Regions from separate parts of the Homo sapiens genome. Here region 2 is linked to region 1. A link is an interaction called in ENCODE POLR2A ChIA-PET data of the cell type or tissue named here. Cell type or tissue: OCI-LY7. All regions are shown on one strand. Links, peaks and the distances in the headings refer to the core of each region. The heading gives the core; the rest is flanking DNA.

Evidence for each region. ChIA-PET counts read pairs that join two places held together with the same protein. Peaks named below come from ENCODE experiments on the same cell type or tissue, not always from the same donor. Only the 100,000 strongest peaks of a DNase experiment are listed, where the experiment ranks them.
Region 2: POLR2A ChIA-PET joins it to region 1 with 5 read pairs; 2 of 35 experiments call an interaction of 5 or more read pairs at or near these places.

Annotation. Positions count from the first base shown.
Region 1 is chr18:51,330,319-51,339,353 of GRCh38, reverse strand. No RefSeq gene overlaps it. Among named protein-coding and RNA genes, the nearest start is that of LINC01630, 57 kb to the left of the region's middle. In OCI-LY7, for the core only: no CTCF peak of the experiment used is centred there; no DNase peak of the experiment used is centred there.
Region 2 is chr18:51,413,676-51,422,710 of GRCh38, reverse strand. All of the region lies in intron 1 of LINC01630 (long intergenic non-protein coding RNA 1630), which reads right to left. It also overlaps the pseudogene SS18L2P2. Among named protein-coding and RNA genes, the nearest start is that of LINC01630, 26 kb to the right of the region's middle. RefSeq lists enhancers at 522-1,296, 4,629-5,176. In OCI-LY7, for the core only: no CTCF peak of the experiment used is centred there; a DNase peak (open chromatin) is centred at 4,380; H3K4me3 peaks cover 367 bases.

The DNA.
Region 1 (9,035 bases), core at 592-8,591:
GAGCTGAAGCAATTTCTCCATCAGACAGCAGATGAATAATCTCCCTCTAACTTGGTTTTTCCACCTATAAAATAGAAATAATGAGTAAATCTGCCACTAAAAATAAAAAGGACCTTCCTGTTTAAGTAGCATGATACCTCAAAATGTTAGCTTGAGATTCTTCGGCTTACAACACTAGACCACAGCAATAAAGACAAAAGTTACAGCCTTCTCGACTTTGCATGTACTTTCTGATTAGTTCACTTTAATACTCCCCTAGGCACAGAAATAATTCTGGGAGTTGAAATCCCTCAAGCTGACCTGAGTCCTATAGTGCTTTTTTTTTTTTTTTTTTAAGAAAGTGATCTTCTCCAAATTCATTCAGCCACTATTTCTGAATTATGAGTGCATAAAAAGAGATACACCTTTTCGTGTGAGGTCTCATAATTCACCCTCACCTAACACAGTTGATAAATGCAAGCAGGCAACTCCCTGTTAAAATATATGGAATAGATATATTACTGTATCTACTGTATATTTTCATTTTGGCAGGCAATGAGTTCTCCTTCACCTTATGATAATAAATTGCAAAACCTCATCCATATCGTAACATTAAATAACAGGATACAAATAAATCATTGTAATGATATTTGTTCCTTGTAACTACTTTCAGTTTTGGATCTCAAAGCCCTTTACTAACACAAATTAATTAGCTCTTGCGCCACAGGAGATTAGTTTTAATATACTGCTATAAATTATAATACGGGAATACCATAAAAATTATTCATATACACTCATTTCTTTATAAAGGTTCAAAGAACTAAAACCAGTTGTTCTCAACAGGAGGCAATCTAGTCCCCCAGAGGGCATTTGGCAATGTCTAGAGATACTCTTGATTGTCACAACTGGGCAGGGAGGGAGGTGCTACTGGTTCTACTGGGTAGAGACCAAGGATGCTGCTAAACATTCTATAATGACCAGGACAGCTCCTCACAAGAAAGAATTATCTGGTACAAAATGTCAATAATGCCAAGACTGAGAACGCCTAATCTAAAGAAACATGTTCTTCTTATAGGGAGAGTAGGAGATTTCTTTGTTTCTTACTTTGCTAAAGATATTTCCTCAATTCATAGGTGAGGTGATTGCCACTGAGAAGTAGCCCAACTAGATTCAAACATCAACTCATTAACTATGAAACAAAAATCTAAGACAAGAACTGACATTTGAGAAGACCAAGTTACTAGATAAAAATGTCTCATAATCAACCAATCAGAGAATCAGCAAGAAAGGAACACCCACCCCCAACACCTCTCCTCAAAAAAGAAATGACCCATTGGCTTCACACAGAGGATCACTTTTTCCATATACCTATACTACATTCCTGACCACAATTAGCTATCTCAAAATGTTTGTCATTATTTATATGAGGACCAGGCACAGGAGTGGGATGTTGCTGATGTAGGGCAAACCATGCCGTTGCACAAGTTCTATTGATGGCAGGACAAGAAACACCTTCAGGTTACAATGCTGAGCACTTTTTGAAGAAGACTAAGGAGCGGTTGATATGGATGTGTGTGTTTGCGTGTGTGTAATTCTTTCTGATTTCTTCCTTTCTGTCTTTTCCTATGTGAAATACTGGTTCAACATCTTGCTAGTGGATGTGAAAGTTGCCTTGAATTTTCTTCTCGTGTAGTTGCAAATCACCTCCTCCACATTTTCCAACTTTCCTACTTGATTATGTGGGGAAATAGATGATACATTCCTGAGGTAGACCATAAATAAAATAGACAGTAGTCACAGGAGACTTTAGATATTTGGAAATGGAAATCTCATTCAAATAAAAACAGAACATATGACTCATTTAGCAGTCTGTCCCCCAGAGAATAAAAGAAGCTGCTAAAGAAACTGCTGTTCTGCACCTAATTCTTGCTCATGGAAAGAAAGCTATTGGCAAAATAAAAGTGTGGTATTGTTGAGGAAAAAGTATCCTGTCATTTTAGAACCATAAAAGAAACTTTGGGCATAATCAGATATAAGCCCTAGCATTTTCAATTTCAGAAAGTTAAGAAAAGATGATTATAATTCCATGATAAAAGATTTTTTTAATGGGGTCTGGTTTTTGCCAAGGCTGGAGTGCAGCGGCACAATCTTGGCTCACTGCAACCCCCACCTCCCGGGCCCAAGCAATCCTCCTACCTCAGCCTCCCAAGTAGCTGAGACCACAGGTGCACGCCACCATGCCCAGCTAATTTTTTTGTATTTTTGGTAGAAACAGGGTTGCACCACGCTTCCCAGGCTTGTCTCAAACTCCTGAGCTCAAGCTATCTGCCCACTTCAGCTTTCCAAAGCGCTGGGATTACAGGCGTGAGCCACCATGCCTGGCTCCATGATAAAAGATTTTGAAGAAGACATGGCTCACAAAGACTGGAAAGTTCTCAGAAATGCTATTCTGACTTCATAATTAGCAAATTATCTTAATGAAGAAGGAAAGATAAAAACATTCAGAGAAATCAAAGTATTTCTAAAGAAGGTGAAGTTCTAAAGGAGAAATATAAAAGATGAAAGGACATATCAGATGTAATCTTGTTGACCCTATGGTGCTTGCAAACAAAGCTGAATGTGTATAGGGCTTTCAGGAGGGGAATTTGTCTCAACAAGATGAGCTCCATTGCCCCTGGTCTATGGTTTGATCAATAATTCTTAGTCCCTGGTGTGTTTCCTTAGCTGCAGATCTCAAATCTCTGAGAAAATCATGGCTGCTCATTTGTTGTGGAAGTGAGTTAAAGAGTAAAACACAGTTATACAAACTGAAAACAGAAATAAAAGAGAGAAATTATGGAAGAAATTATATGAAAGTAAAAGGTAAGAAAGTAAGGGTATTAAAATGAGACCTGAATAAGTGGAAAGAGATACCATCTTCATGGATAGAAATATTCAGTATGAGAAGGTTCCAGTTTCCAAACAAATTAAATGCAATTCTAATTGAAATCCCAAAAGATTTGTTTAAATTAAACTGAATTTAAGTTATGACTTAAAATGATTTTAAATTATACTGAAATTAAGATTGACAAGCAAAAAGCCAAAAATAGTTAAGACAATTTTGAAGAAGAATAATAACATAGAGGATTCTTACTCTACCACATATAAAGACTTATTATATATAGCACTTACTGTTGTATTGACCAGAGATAGGCAAGTCAATTAGTGAAGTATCATAGAGAGCCCAGATATAGACCCATATATTAAGCTTATATAAAAACATATATTAAAAATGTTTTAAACAAAACAGAAAGATGGCCAGGCACAGTGGCTCACTCTATCCCAGCACTTTGGGAGGCCAAGGTGGAAGGATCACTTGAGCTCAGGAGTTCAGGACCAGCCTGGGCAACATGGCAAAACTCCGTCTCTTCCAAAAATAAAAAATATTAGCTGGGTATGGTGACATGTGCCTGTGGTCCCAGCTACTCAGGAGGCTAAGGTGGGAGGATCACTTGAGCCTGGGAGGCAGAGATTGCAGTGAGCAATTCCAATGAAGATCGTGCCACTTCACTCCAGTTTGGGTGACAGAGTGAGACCCCAACTCAAAAAAAAAAAAAAAGAAATATCATTACAAATCAGTGGAGAGAAGATTGACTCTTCAATAAATCGTTCCAGGAAGGACCATTAGTTTTCCTATTCAGAGGAAAAAAGGTAGTTTCTGCAAATTGCACAGTACTCAAAAAGCAATTTCAAGGTTATTAAGTACCTAAATGATATAAAGTTAAACTTGAAACTTTGAAGAAAGTGTAGGAACACATTTTTCTTACCTTGAAATAGGGAGGAATTATTTTAAAAAGATTCCCAACTCAAAAATCGTAGGGGTAAAAAGACCTATTTGATGCATTCATTCAAAACATAGTTGCAACACAAGCAACCTAAAAATAATTAATATCCAGTTACAACAAAAATAACATAAAAGCTATTATTAATAATACTTAATAGTAGTACCTAAGGAAAAGAATACACTTGAAGAATGGACCAAGGTTAGAAACAATGGCCTAGGAATATATAAAAGAATGAATCTCACAGTAATCAGGTAAATGCAAAGGAAGGTAGCCATGTGATATACCATCTCACATCCAATGACATTGCGAAAAATTAAAATCTGTTTACACCAAAAGCTGGCAAGATGGAACACTCATATACTGAAATGGGCATGTAAGTTGTTCATCAACTTTGTAAGGCAATTTAGAAGAATCTTGTTAAATTGAAGACACTCATATCTAAGACTCAAGCAATTCCACTTCTAAGTGTATAGCCTAGGGAAACATTCTCAAGTGTTCTCAAGAAGATATGTACAATAGTGTTTATAATAGTGTAAGTGATAGAAACAATCTAATGTCTATCATGGGACAATAGTGTTTATAATCGCATAAACACTGGAAACATCTAATGTCCATCAATGGGAGATGCAATATAAAAATAATTTTTAAAATTTATACCACAAACACTACGCAGCTTAAACTATAAAAAGTTAAATCGGAGGCTGGGTGCAGTGGCTCACATCTGTAATCCTAGCACTTTGGGAGGCTGAGGCGGGTGGATTGCCTGAGGTCAGGAGTTAGAGACCAGCCTGGCCAACATAGTGGAACCTCGTCTCTACCAAAAATATAAAAAATTAGCTGGGCGTGATGGTGGGTGCCTGTAATCCCAGCTGCTTGGGAGGCTGAGGCAGGAGAATCGCTTGAACCCAGGAGGTGGAGGTTGCAGTGAGCCAAGATCGCACCATTGCACTCCAGCCTGCGCAAAAAGAGTGAAACTCTGCCTCAAAAAAAAAAAAAAAAAAGTTAAATCAACCTGAATGCATCTCAAAAAAAAGTTGAACAACGAAAGAAAAAGTAGATAAATTGGACTTTATAAAACTTAAAGACTTTTCTTGCTTCAAATGACACCATCAAGAAAGTGAAAAGACAACCCACAGAATGGGAGAAAATATTTGCAAGTCATATAACCTATTAAAAGTTTTGTATCCAGAATGTGTAAAAAATTGTTACCACTTAATACTAAAAAGGCAAATAACCCAATTAAAATATGGGCAAAGGACATTAATCGACATTTCTCCAAAGAAGATATAGAAAAAGGCAATATACACATGAAAAGGTTCTCAACATCATAGGCCATCAAGAAAATGTAAATCAAAATCATATAATGAACCACTTCACATGCACTAGAATGGCTATCATCAAAAAGGCAGATAATCACAAATGTTGGTGAGGATGTGGAGAAATTGGAGCCCTCATACACTGCTGGTAGTAATGTAAAATGTTGCAGCCACTTTGGAAAAGAATCTGGCAATTCCTCAAAATGTTAAACACAACATTGCTATATGACCCAGCAACTCCACTCCCATCTATATACCCAAGAGAAATGAAAATGTGTTCATACAAAAACCTGCAAGAGTGGTCATAGCAGCATTATTCATAATAGCCAAAAGGTAGAAATCTAGGCGTGTCAACTGGTGAATTGATAAAATGTGGAAAATCCATACAATGAAATATCCAAAGGTAAAAATATATATAATATCCGATAATGAAGTACTGATCCATGCTACAACATAGATGAACCATGAAAACATTATACTAAGTGAAAGAAGCCAGCTGCAAAGGACCATATATTGTATTATTCTCTTCATATGAAAAGACCAGAATAGACAAATCTATAGAGGCAGAAAATAGCTTAATGGTTAATGCCCCCAGGGAGAGGGGGCAATGGGACACCATCGCTAATAGAAACAAGGTCTCTTTTGAGGATGATGATAATGTTTTAAAATTGTAAATATACTAAAAACATTGATTAAATCGGTGAATTGTATGGTGTGTCTCAATAAAGCTGTTCTTTGAGGAAAAACAAAGGACAATGAAGCCAAATTCAATGTGGTTTATTTCTGGATGAATCCCAAAACAGAAAAGGGACATTAATGGAAAAACTAGTAGAATCTTTTTTTTTTTTTTTTTGAGATGGAGTCTCACTCTGTTGCCCAGGCTGGAGTGCAGTAGAACGATCTCAGCTCACTGCAACCTCCACCTCCGTGGTTCAAGTGATTCTCCTGTCTCAGCCTCCCAAGTAGCTGGGATTACAGATGCCCACCACCACACCCGGCTAATTTTTGTATTTTCAGTAGAGATGGGATTTCGCCATGTTGGCCAGGCTGGTCTTGAAGTTCTGACCTCAGGTGATCTGCCTACCTTGGCCTCCCAAAGTGCTGGGAATACAGGCATGAGGCACCATGCCCAGCAAAACTAGTAGAATCTTAATAAAATCTGTAATTTAGTTCAGATGCACATGCCACCACAGCTGGCTAATTTTTTATATTTTTGGTAGAGATGGGGTTTCACCATGTTGGCCAGGTCTCAAACCCCTGACCTCAAGTGACCCATCCGCCTCAGCCTCCCAATGTGCTGGGATTACAGGCATGAGCCACCATGCCCGGCAAAACTAGTAGAATCTTAATAAAGTCTGGAATTTAGTTCAGATACTCTAACAATGTTGGCTTCTTAGCTTTGACAAACGTACCTGGTAATGTAAGTTGGGAATAGTAAGAGACGCCTGCTAAAGGGTATACAAGAACTCTCTGTACTCTTTGCCAACTTTCTGTAAATCTAAAATAATTTCAAAATAAAAAGATTATGTTTTAAATGTTAAGCAAAAGAAAATGTAGAATGAACATTTCATTATAACAACATTCAAATAACATTTACAAACATGGGAAACTATATTGTTTGGGGACACAAACATGCTCATGGATATTTTCATGTCCTATAATTACATATATAAATCATAGGACATGAAAATATTCATAAGCATGATAAACCAAATTCAGAACAGTGGTTACCTCTGGACAGGAAGAGAGTGAAATGGGAACTAGAAAACATGGTAATACTTTTCTTTTTAATTAAAAATAATTCTAGGCCGGGCATGGTGGCTGATGCCTATAATCCCAGCACTTTGGGAGGCCGAGGTGGGCGGATCACCTGAGGTCAGAACTTCAAGACCAGCCTGGCCAACATGGGGAAACCCCGTCTCTACTAAAAATACAAAAATTAGCTGGGCGTGGTGGTGGACATCTGTAATCCCAGCTACTCCAGAGGCTGAGGCTGGAGAATTGCTTGAACCCGGGAGACGGAGGTTGCAGTGAGCTGAGATGGTGCCATTGCACTCTAGCCTGGGTGACAAGAGCAAAATTCCATCTCAAAAAATAAAACAAAATAAAATAAAATAATTCTAAAGCAAATATGACAAATTAATAAGTTAAACAAATGTGGTGGTATGTATCCAGGCATTTATTGTATCATCCTTTACATCTTGATATATTTGAAATATTTTCTTTTAGAAAAAACTATAATGAATTGGGCAACATTTAAAGACACCTCACATCTCAAGTAATGTTAGCAGAGTATGAAGGCATGATAACGATTTTCATTATCATCGTAAAGGTAATACAAGGATTATATATGATTAGGATTTTGGTAAATAAGATGGCATATAACTACTAAGAATAGCTATTCATTTGTAAGAAGAACACACAAATTAGTCATAATAGACCACTTAGTTTTATGTTCAGTGCCCTCAGTGCCTGAAATTGTATATGTTATGACCTTGGGTGAGCCATCTAACCCCTTCACCTCTCCAGTTTCTCCATGGTAAAATGGAAATAATATTACCTCTCACACTATTGGACGATTAAATGAGGCAATCCATGTAAACTGGGTTAATCCCATGGTCTGCCCACCATGGGACATTTGGCAATATCTGGAGATATTTTGAGTTGCCACAAATTGGGAAGCAGGAATGCTCCTCGCGTCTAGTGAGCAGAGACCAGGGATGCTGCTGAACATCCTACAGTGCACAGAGCAGCCAACAGCCCCCCCAGAAAGAATTATCCTGTCCCAAATGCCAATAGTGCCAAGGTCAAGAAACCCTAATGTAGAACATTAACATAGTGCCTGGCGCATGGACTGCACTCTGCTGTTAGCTGCCATATTATCATCATCATCACTGTTGTAATATAACACCAGGAGAGGTCTGAACACACTGGCACCTGGACGTATCTCCTTTCGCCTTTTTAATAAGTGTTTAAATTGGACCTAACAGAGTCTGTACTGCAGCTGGGAAGACTAGCGTGTCTTTGGAATATAAGAGGTGTCATTTTTCTCCTTTGCTTGCAGCTCTGAGCTGCTCTTCCCTTCCCATCCACTTTCATTTCTTATTTCCACTTTGTAGCTGCATTAATTAACCCTGCAAAGGGTTTTAGGCATCCATTGATAGAAAGGACGTTTGCTTTCAAAGATAAAGCTATGTCATTACCAAGCCTCCGCTGCACACCACGGAAAAACAGCCTTCAGAGAGAGCTGCTCTGGGCAAACAGCGGCAAATTATCCATTGTTAACCTTGGGCTGCCTTTAAAAGAAAACATTTTAAGAGGAAAGAAAAACAAAGACAAAACAAACAATGGTCATGTAAGTTCTGTACCCACTTGCAGGGTCAGTACAAGAAAGATCCGCCTCTCCTGGACCAATATTTAAACTGCAGAGCTAGAGTATAGTAGGTCAACCCACTGCCCCATCTAAATGGTGTGGGTGTGAGCACCTAGCCCCATTTTCTATACAGAGACACCCTTCTCTATAAAACAACAGCAAATCTTATATGCAAATTTGCCACTCCCTCAAAAAAAAAGAGCATTTTGAACAATAAATAAAACCAAAAACATTCATAAACTTAAGAGAGGGTTTCCATCTCTTGTTCCCTACCTTCTTTTCTCACAAACCACAATGAAGAGCAGCCTGCAGGGCCTGTACCTACAAATTTTGATTAAGTAGTTTTCCACTGAGATAGAGAGAAATATTAGCATATTCTGGGTTTTAAAGACAAGCCATGAGCTCGTCTGTTATGTCAGCAACGCTTTTAATTCTGTGACAAGTGTCTTCCCACAGTGAGCTCACCACATTTTTCTTTCCCTTTTGTTTCTAGAGCTGGATATTAGGAGAGGATCCCTGGAGAGAGGCCAACTCCACCCTTAA
Region 2 (9,035 bases), core at 419-8,418, 84 kb before region 1:
TGATCTTCCTTTTGGAACAAAAGACTAACCAACCTTGAAATTATGACTTAGTTCTTAGCATATAGCACAGTGGAGAAGAGCTCAACCTCTGGAATCAGACTGTATGAGTTTCAGCGATGGCCCCATCGCTTACTGGGTGTGCCTCAGTTTCCCCATCTGTAAAATGGGGATCACAACATCCAACTCATAGGATTTTTTTCTTAGAGTTAAATAAGCAAGTGGATGTCAAATGCCTGAGACCCGGTGAGTGCTCACTAAATGTTAACCATTACTGTTAGCTGTGAGGAACAACCCACCAGGATTAGAGGACTCCAGGAGGGAAAGGGCCAGAAACGGAATTATAATAAGAACCCATATGGTCTGGAGACAAAAATTCTAATTGCCACTCTGCCCACGATAAAGCTATTTTCATCTTCAATACTAATCTCCTTTTTTTCTATATGTCATGCCACCAAGGAAGCATTGGTGAATGTCTAGTAAACTAGACGATTATATGTTTTCTCTAACTCATAAAATGAGGTGATTTCCAAATGTTTATCCCTAGGTTTGTTGATGTAATGAGCACATTCTACTTGTTACTAAATAGAAAAAAGAATCTGAAGAAAAGCTTAGAGGCGTAGCATTCTAACATTAGGCACTAGGGGGAAATCTTATTTGATGGATGTGGTAGGAGGTATTATCTCTTATAAATATGGGATGCTTCTTTAGGAGGCAAAATTGTTTCAAATAAAAAAAATAGAAAGCCTTTTTATGACTGTTGAAGACGATATGCCCAAATGGATAATGCTTTAAAACTTGGAATGGATTGCACATTTAAAACTAAACTCTAAAATAAAATAGACATTCTAATTCCAAACAAGAGCATCCCTGGCATTTCCTGTAAAAGGAAAGGACTTTTGGTGTGAGTTGGGCCTTGGCAAAGGACACAGCCTGGCAGGCCCCAGCGCATGTTGCCAGATGAAATATGCATGCCCAAGTGGCTGATTGGCTCTAACTGAGATACATGGTGGCCCAAGGTTTCTGAGGCTCCTCAGAATGCAGGTGGCCTTCGTATCAGACTGGCTGAGGGGCAAGGCAGAAGTCAATTGATACGATTCAGCTCTGTGTCCCCATGCAAATCTCATCTCAAGTTGTAATTCCCAGTGTTAGGGGAGGGACTTGGTAGGAGGTGATCGGATCATGGGGGCAGATTTCCCCCTCGCTGTTCTCATGATAGTGAGTTCTCATGAGATCTGATGGTTTAGAAGTGTGTAGCACCTCCTCCCTTGCACTCTCTCTCTCTCTCCTGCCACCCTGTAAAGAAGGTGCTTGCTTCCCCTTCGACTTCTGCCATGATTGTAAGTTTCCTGAGGCCTCCCAGTCATGCTTCCTATTAAGCCTGTGGAACTGTCAGTCAATTAAACCTCTTTTCTTCATAAATTATCCAGTCTCAGGTAGTTCTTTATAGCAGTGTGACAACAGACAAATACATCAATCGACTACCCAGTGGCTCCTTAAGGAGCATGACCAGCTGAACTGCTGTATTGTGGAGTATCAGAACAAGGGCCAGGCTAACAAGTGCATCCAGCATCAGCATGGGTTACAAAGAAATCTCATTTATTTTGCTACCGTCACAGACACCAGCCCAACCAGTACTTCAAAAGCAATGAGACAATCTTCCAGTTGGCTGTTGTGAGGAGTAATTGAATGTAATCCATCTCTTAGAAAATGGAGACAGGATTTTTACCAACTTAATTGCTTAAAACATGAACGAAAGCCCTATGGCTCTTTTAAAAACTGTGAGTGTGCAAAGAAAGCTAACTTAACTGTATTCTCAATGTAAATATTTATTTTAATGATTAAGCAAATCCCTCAATAAGGTGACCCCAGGTGTTCTCTTTCCTGGATGTGGAGCATGTTTGGATAACAAAGACATCACTGGCATCTGCAAGCCTACTTTTTAGTTTCAACCCAAAGAGGAAATTGAGTAGGCCTCAGGCAGGAATTGGTGGGACTCCTGACTGAGCCCTTGCTACATAGACAGGTAACTCTGTGCTCCTTCCTACCAGTTTGTCAATGCCTTGAAATAAAGCTTACTTTTCCACACAATCCTCCTTCTCCTAATACTTCTCCTCCTCCTTTCTTCCCAATAAAGGAATCTGATGGAATCAAGAATGTAATGAAGCAATAAAAGGCCTAATTGAAGCTGAAAGCCAATTCCATCCCTGACCTTTTGCAGGAACTTATTTTGGTCACTGAAGTGTTGATGTTGCACTACAGTGTTATATCATGCCCTGGTTACCAGGAAGAATATCTCCCCAACCTCAGGACAATCAAGGTTTCTCCTCCCTGATTTTGGCAAATATGGAGAAGCTACCCATAAGGAATGAAAGCTGAACCTAATAAGCATTAGGGCAGTGTGTCTAAAGTGCTCTCAAGGAAATCTGGAGGCATCTTTAGAGCCTTTCTCCAGACACATCACATGTATCATTTAGGGTAAGCCAGTCTAGTTGCTGTAATAAGCAAACCCCAAAATAAGTAATGGTGCCAGCATAATAAAAGCTTATTTCCTTCTCAAAGTCCAAAGGGAAGTTGCTGCAGGCCGGGCGCGGTGGCTCAAGCCTGTAATCCCAGCACTTTGGGAGGCCGAGGCGGGCGGATCATGAGGTCAGGAGATCGAGACCATCCTGGCTAATCTGGTGAAAGCTCGTCTCTACTAAAAATACAAAAAAATTAGCCGGGCGTGGTGGTGGGCGCCTGTAGTCCCAGCTACTCAGGAGGCTGAGGCAGGAGAATGGCATGAACCTGGGAGGCGGAGCTTGCAGTGAGCCGAGTTCAGTGCCACTGCACTCCAGCCTGGGCGACAGAGTAAGACTCTGTCTCAAAAAAAAAAAAAAAAAAAAACAGAAGTTGCTGATTGGACACAGCCTCCTTCATCTTGTGTTTCTGAATATATTCAATACGTGGCTTTCAAGTTTTCTTAGTTTGTCTGCATCAAGCCAAAGAAACGGGAAATAGCACAGAGTTCCCATTAGAAATCTTTGTGGCCCAAGTCCTTTCTGCTCAGTTACATAGCCAGACATTACTGCCTGAGAGGCAAGGAAAGATAGGGTAACTGTGGGCTCCAGGAAGAAGAGAAGCGAGTTCGTTGAATAACTAGGCAGTTTTTGTGTGTGGATTATATTGCTGTCCCTTCTTCATCACCCTCCTTGTCTACATGATCTTCCAATAAAACCTTGCAGGACCCTCTCACTATGCAATGGCATACATCACTTCCCCTTCCCTTTGGGTATGGCCATAAGACACTTTTGGACCATAGAATGAGACAGGAGTGACAGGTTGCCAGTTTTGAACCTTGGCTTGAGAGATCCTGTATGGGTGCACCTGCTCTCTTTGCCTCTCATCACCATGAGAAGAGCATACCTGGGCTAGCCTGCTTGTCCTCAGGCAGGATCAGGGACATGCAGCAGAGCCAAGTCTCTCTAGTCTAGCCCAGCTCAGATCAAACTACCCTTAACATCAGATTCATGAGAATTATCATTTTAAGCCACCGAGTTTTGGAACAGTTTGTTAGGGAGCAGATTTCGGCAATATCTGTTACATTCTGCTACATCACCACTCAACAAATATTTTTTAACTCTGAAACAGAAATCTACAACAGTTTCACTACTGATATCACAATTAAAAGTCAATCCTTCTTCCCTTCAAGCCTTATTTAAAAAGCATATGTAATAGTCCAAAATTTAGCTAAAATTAAGTTCATTTTAGATTACCTAACAAACCTTTGGTGAATTGGAACACAAATGTCTGTTTTTAAATGCATCCATTCCTATATTAACAGTTTATGATTTGGTTGAGGGAACTAATGCATTGTTGCTGGTTATGAAACAGAATAATATGGTTATAGTTAGCATCATTTTCATATACTTTATAAAGAAAATTTTTATGATGATATAATAAAGATATGAGCGTTGTTTGTTCTGAAAGCTCCAAAAATGTACTTTGAGTTCCCATGGATCAAGTTGAAGGGTAATTATTTATTTACTCAACAGACTGTGTTTCAATGCAGTTGTTGTGCCTCTTACTGAAACGGCTCCGTTGTCTGCGGTATATACCCTGGCTCTTGGTCTCGGTCAAGAAAGAATTCAGGACACGGACATACATGAGCAGTGGGTTCAGGAGCAGAAAGTGTAATAGCAAAAGAAAAGAGAGAGAAAAAGCTTCCTTATGTTGAGAAAGCAGGTCGCCGAAAAGAGGGTTTATCTTTTGTGGTGGAACGCAATTGGTTTGTACAGAGGCTTGAGGAGGCGATGTTTGATTTACATAGGGCCCAGGGGATTGCTTTGACCAGGTGTGCCATTTACATAGCCCACAAAAAGGCTGGCCCTCCCACCCTAGTCTTTTATTATGCAAATGCGGCCTCCACCTGGCAGAGGCCTTGATATCTGTACACGTGATTTTATCTGGAGGCTGCCATGACACCTGGCACATGTGATGACAAGGAAAAGAGGGCGGGAAACGCCATATTGAATGTACCTGACTTCCAGGTACAGCTGCTTCCATTTACATATAAAAGCTTCTAGTTTGCATGTCTATGCCTGACTTCTCAGGCTGCTTTCTGTTAGAGAAGAAATAGTTTGGGGGTTCCTTCTTTTTAAAGGAAAATTCCAGGGAGAACTTTCACCCTTTCTAGCGCCTAAAAATAATTTCTTAATAACTACTGTATTATAACTTCAAAATCTCTAGAGATATGGGGAGACAGACACTGGTTGGTTAATGACCAGCCAATGATATGAGTAACCCTAGTTGCAATCAGGTGTAATGGGTGGGGTGGAGAGAAGAAGGAAAGAACAAAGGGAGACAGGAAGTGAGGGAAAAAGGAAGAAAGGATGGAGATGACACAACACATGCCTGGCCAAGAGATGAAAGGAATGGTCAGATCCCAGAGAAAAGCATATGAGAAAAGCAGCCACCTCAAAACATGCCTAGTCCAGGCACCACCTAGTGTGACTGTCACAGGACTCCAGGCAGAAGCCATCACATATGCAAGAATCTAGAGCAAAGAGAACATGCCTCTGTTATTAGTCGTCAATGCTCTTTCATCCCTTTATTAGTTCTTCGTGTTATAATCTACTATTTCTCGCTACTCAATACTGAATGAAGTGCCCCTCCTCTGTTTGTGAGCTCCCTGGATTCACCTCATCCTATTATCCCGCACATCATCTAAAAATTGCTGTCTACACATCTATATTCCCTACTAGCATGTAAGTTATATAGAGAGCAGAGACTATGTCTATTTTGTTTATCCATCATCTCCCTGGCACTAACACAATATCTGACATGCAGCAGGCATTCAGTAAGCATTGTCCGAGTCATGAGTATCATTTACCTATATGCCTTTGTGCTTGAGGAATCATGAATATCTACACAATGGATATATGCATTTGCAAACATTTCATTCACTCTGTCTATTTCAGGAGGATTTTTTTTTGCTTTAGCTTCCTGAAATCCTTGGAGATTCTGAGCTCAAATATTAAAAGATAGCTACATAAATAAACATTTAAAATATACAATAAATTCTTGTCATCCTTGAATTATTCAAATGGCTTTGAGAATATTTCCACTGATATGATGATTATAATTGCCATTTCATTTTCATACTTTTTTTTTGAGACGGAGACTCGCTCTGTCACCAGGCTGGAGTGCAGTGGCACAATCTTGGCTATTGCAACCTCTGTCTCACGGGTTCAAGCGATTCTCCTGCCTCAGCCTCCTGAGTAGATGGGACTACAGGCATGCACCACCATGCCCAGCTAATTTTTGTATTTTTAGTAGAGACAGGGTTTCCCCATGTTGGCCAGGATGGTCTCTTGACCTCATGATCGGCCCACCTCAGCATCCCAATGTGCTGGGATTATAGGCGTGAGCCACCACACCTGGCCTTATAAACATGCACTATCTAATGACATTTTGGTCAACCAGGGACCGTGGCCCTAAAAAATTATAATGGAGCTAAAAAATTCCTACCACCTAGCGACATTGTAGCCATCGTAAAGTCATAGCACAATACATTACTCACATGTTTGTGGTGTAAATACACCTACTGCAGTGCCAGCCATTTAAAAGTGGAGCAGATACATTTATATACAGCACATAAAGCTTGATAATGTTAATAAATAACTATTACTGGTTTGTGTATTTACTATACTATACTATTGTTGTTAATTTAGAGCGTACTACTTCTATTTTTTTTTAATTACCTATAAAACAGCCTCAGACAGATCCTTCAGGAGTCATCCCAAAAGAAGACATTGTTATCATAGGAGATGACAGCTCCATGCGTGCTATTGCCCCTGAACACCTTCTAGTGGGACAAGATGTGAAAGTGAGAAACAATGATATTTTTAAAGTTTAAAAGTTAAAAAAAAAAAAAAAGAGCCAGGTGTGGTGGCTCACGCCTATAATCCCAGAACTTTGGGAGGCCAAGGCCGGTGAATCACTTGAGGTCAGGAGTTCGAGACCAGCCTGGCCAACATGGTGAAACCCCATCTCTACTAATAATACAAAAATTGACTGGACGTGGTGGCCTATGCCTGTAATCTCAGCTACTCAGGAGACTGAGGCAGGAGAATCACTTGAACCAAGGAGGCAGAAGTTGCAGTGAGCCGAGATCATGCCACTGCACTCCAGCCTGGATGACAAGGTGAGACTCCATCTCAAAAAAAAAAAAAAGTAGAAAATAATTGCTAAATAGAAAAAAAAACTTTTGGAATAAGAATATCAAGAAAGAAAGTAATTTTTACAGCTGTACAATGTGTTTGTGGGTACTTTTTTCTTCCATTAATTTATTTATTTATTTATTTATTTATTTATTATTTTTTATTTTTGAGACAGGTTCTCACTTTGTTGCCCAGGCTGGAGTGCAGCAGGACAATCATGGTTCACTGCAGCCTCGACCTCCCAGGCTGGAGTGATCCTCCCACCTCAGCCTCCTTAGTAGCTGGGACTACAGCTATGAGCCACCAGACCTGACTAATTTTTGTATTTTTTGTGGAGAAGGGGTCTTGCCACGTTGCCCAGGCTGGTCTCTAACTCCGGGGCTCAAGCAATCTGCCTGCCTCGGCCTCCAAAAGGTGTTTGTGTTTTAAGCTAAATGTTATTATAAAAGAGTCAAAAGTTAAAATTTAGAAGTTTGTAAAGTAAAAAAGTCACAGTAAGATAACTTGTTATTGAAAAAAGAAAAATATTTTTATAAGTCTAATGTAGCATAAGGCTACAGGGTTTATAAAGTCTGCAGTAGTGTCCAATAATGTCCTAGGTATTCACATTCACTCACTTCTCATTCACTGACTCACCTAGAGCAACTTCTAGTCCTTCAGGCTCCTTTCTTGATAGGTACCCCATACATGGGTACCATTTTTTTAAATCTTTTATATATTTTTACTGTATCTTTTCTGTTTTGATATACAAATACTTACCATCATGTTACGATTGCCTACAATATTCAATACAGTGACATGCTGTACAGGTTTGTAGCCTAGGAGCAATAGGCTATACCTTATAGGCTAGACACGTAGCAGGCTATGCCATCTAAGTTTGTGTAAGTACACGCTATGACGTTTGCACAACAGTGAAATCACCAAGCAATGCATTTCTCCTAACCTATCCCCATCATCAAGCAATGCATGACTATTTATTGCAATATCATTTTATTGCATATTTGTCATGACATTTTTATTTTAAAAAAGTATTTTCTGAAAATGTTTAAGATATTTTTAATCCTTTTAAAAGTGAATAGCTAACTTAGATCCTTTTGGATTTGTGACCTTTTGCAAACATCAGTTCATACTAAATAATGTTTATGGTACAAATTTAATATTACCTTTTTTCTGCAAAGACTACAATCACTCTACTTGAGAATCTTCTGCTGTTCTGTCTAACTCTTCTAATGCACCTTGCATCATATCTGATTAAATCTAATTGCTTTCACATTTCCCAACCATGTTATCTGAGAGTGATTGCAGGATCAAATTTTATATGAATTTCTTCAAAATATGCCAATTTATACTGGTGAAGAGATTATCAGACATAATCTCTGAATTATTCCCCAAAAATGTAATTATAATTGGCACAGTCGAGGCCACATCTCCTAGTAATGAATTCTAAGTATGTACAGTACCTGGAACAAAGATTCGTTCTGGATATTTCAGCCCAAAGTCTAGTTTGCCCATGTTGTTTTTGCAGCCACATCAACACCATTGCCTTACACTGCCCTCGTCAGTCTTTTAAATTAATGCCTGTTATCTAAAGAAGATTTTTTGATTCTTCAATTAAGTAAAAAAAAAAAGGTGTGCACTTTACAACAGGTGTAGAATCAATGAAATACTCATTTCGACCTTCTTGTTTTTGTCTTCTGATTCAAACATATGTACAACAAATGTTAGTTGTCTGACATTTTGTCCCTGCCACAATCTGATTGAACTGAGTAACACATACCTTTTAAATTTTTATGTGTGGCATTTTGTCTCACTTAATTACCTGTTAAATTAATCATTACGAATCAAATTCTCCATCCTAGAGAGTGATAATTTATTTTACAATTTCTTATCCATCTTACATGTTTGGCCATTCAAATTTTGAAATTATTTCTAGCAAACTTAGAAAATTTTCTTTTTTCAGTAAATATTGTGCCTCAGAAATCTTTGTCATGCTTTGTTTTGAAGAACATCATGCCAATGTTCTCGATCAGCACTGACTTGTCTGTGTGGAATACTATTGATTGTTCACTGTTTATTCAGCCTTTTTGTTCCATTGTAGTAATTGCATATGGGACTTTTTGTGTACAAGTGACATTTCACGACTGCAATTAAATCTTCATTCAGGGAAGAATATGAAGTTGCAAGTTTGCCAGGATTTCTTCTGATGTGTTCAAGTTACGAATGTGATTAGAAAAATGTTCTGACTCTCTTTCTTTTCTTTTTTTGACCAATAACTAAATCCTCATTAAATAAGCAATTTGCAATGCACTGTTTGCATATCTTATGTGGGTTATATTG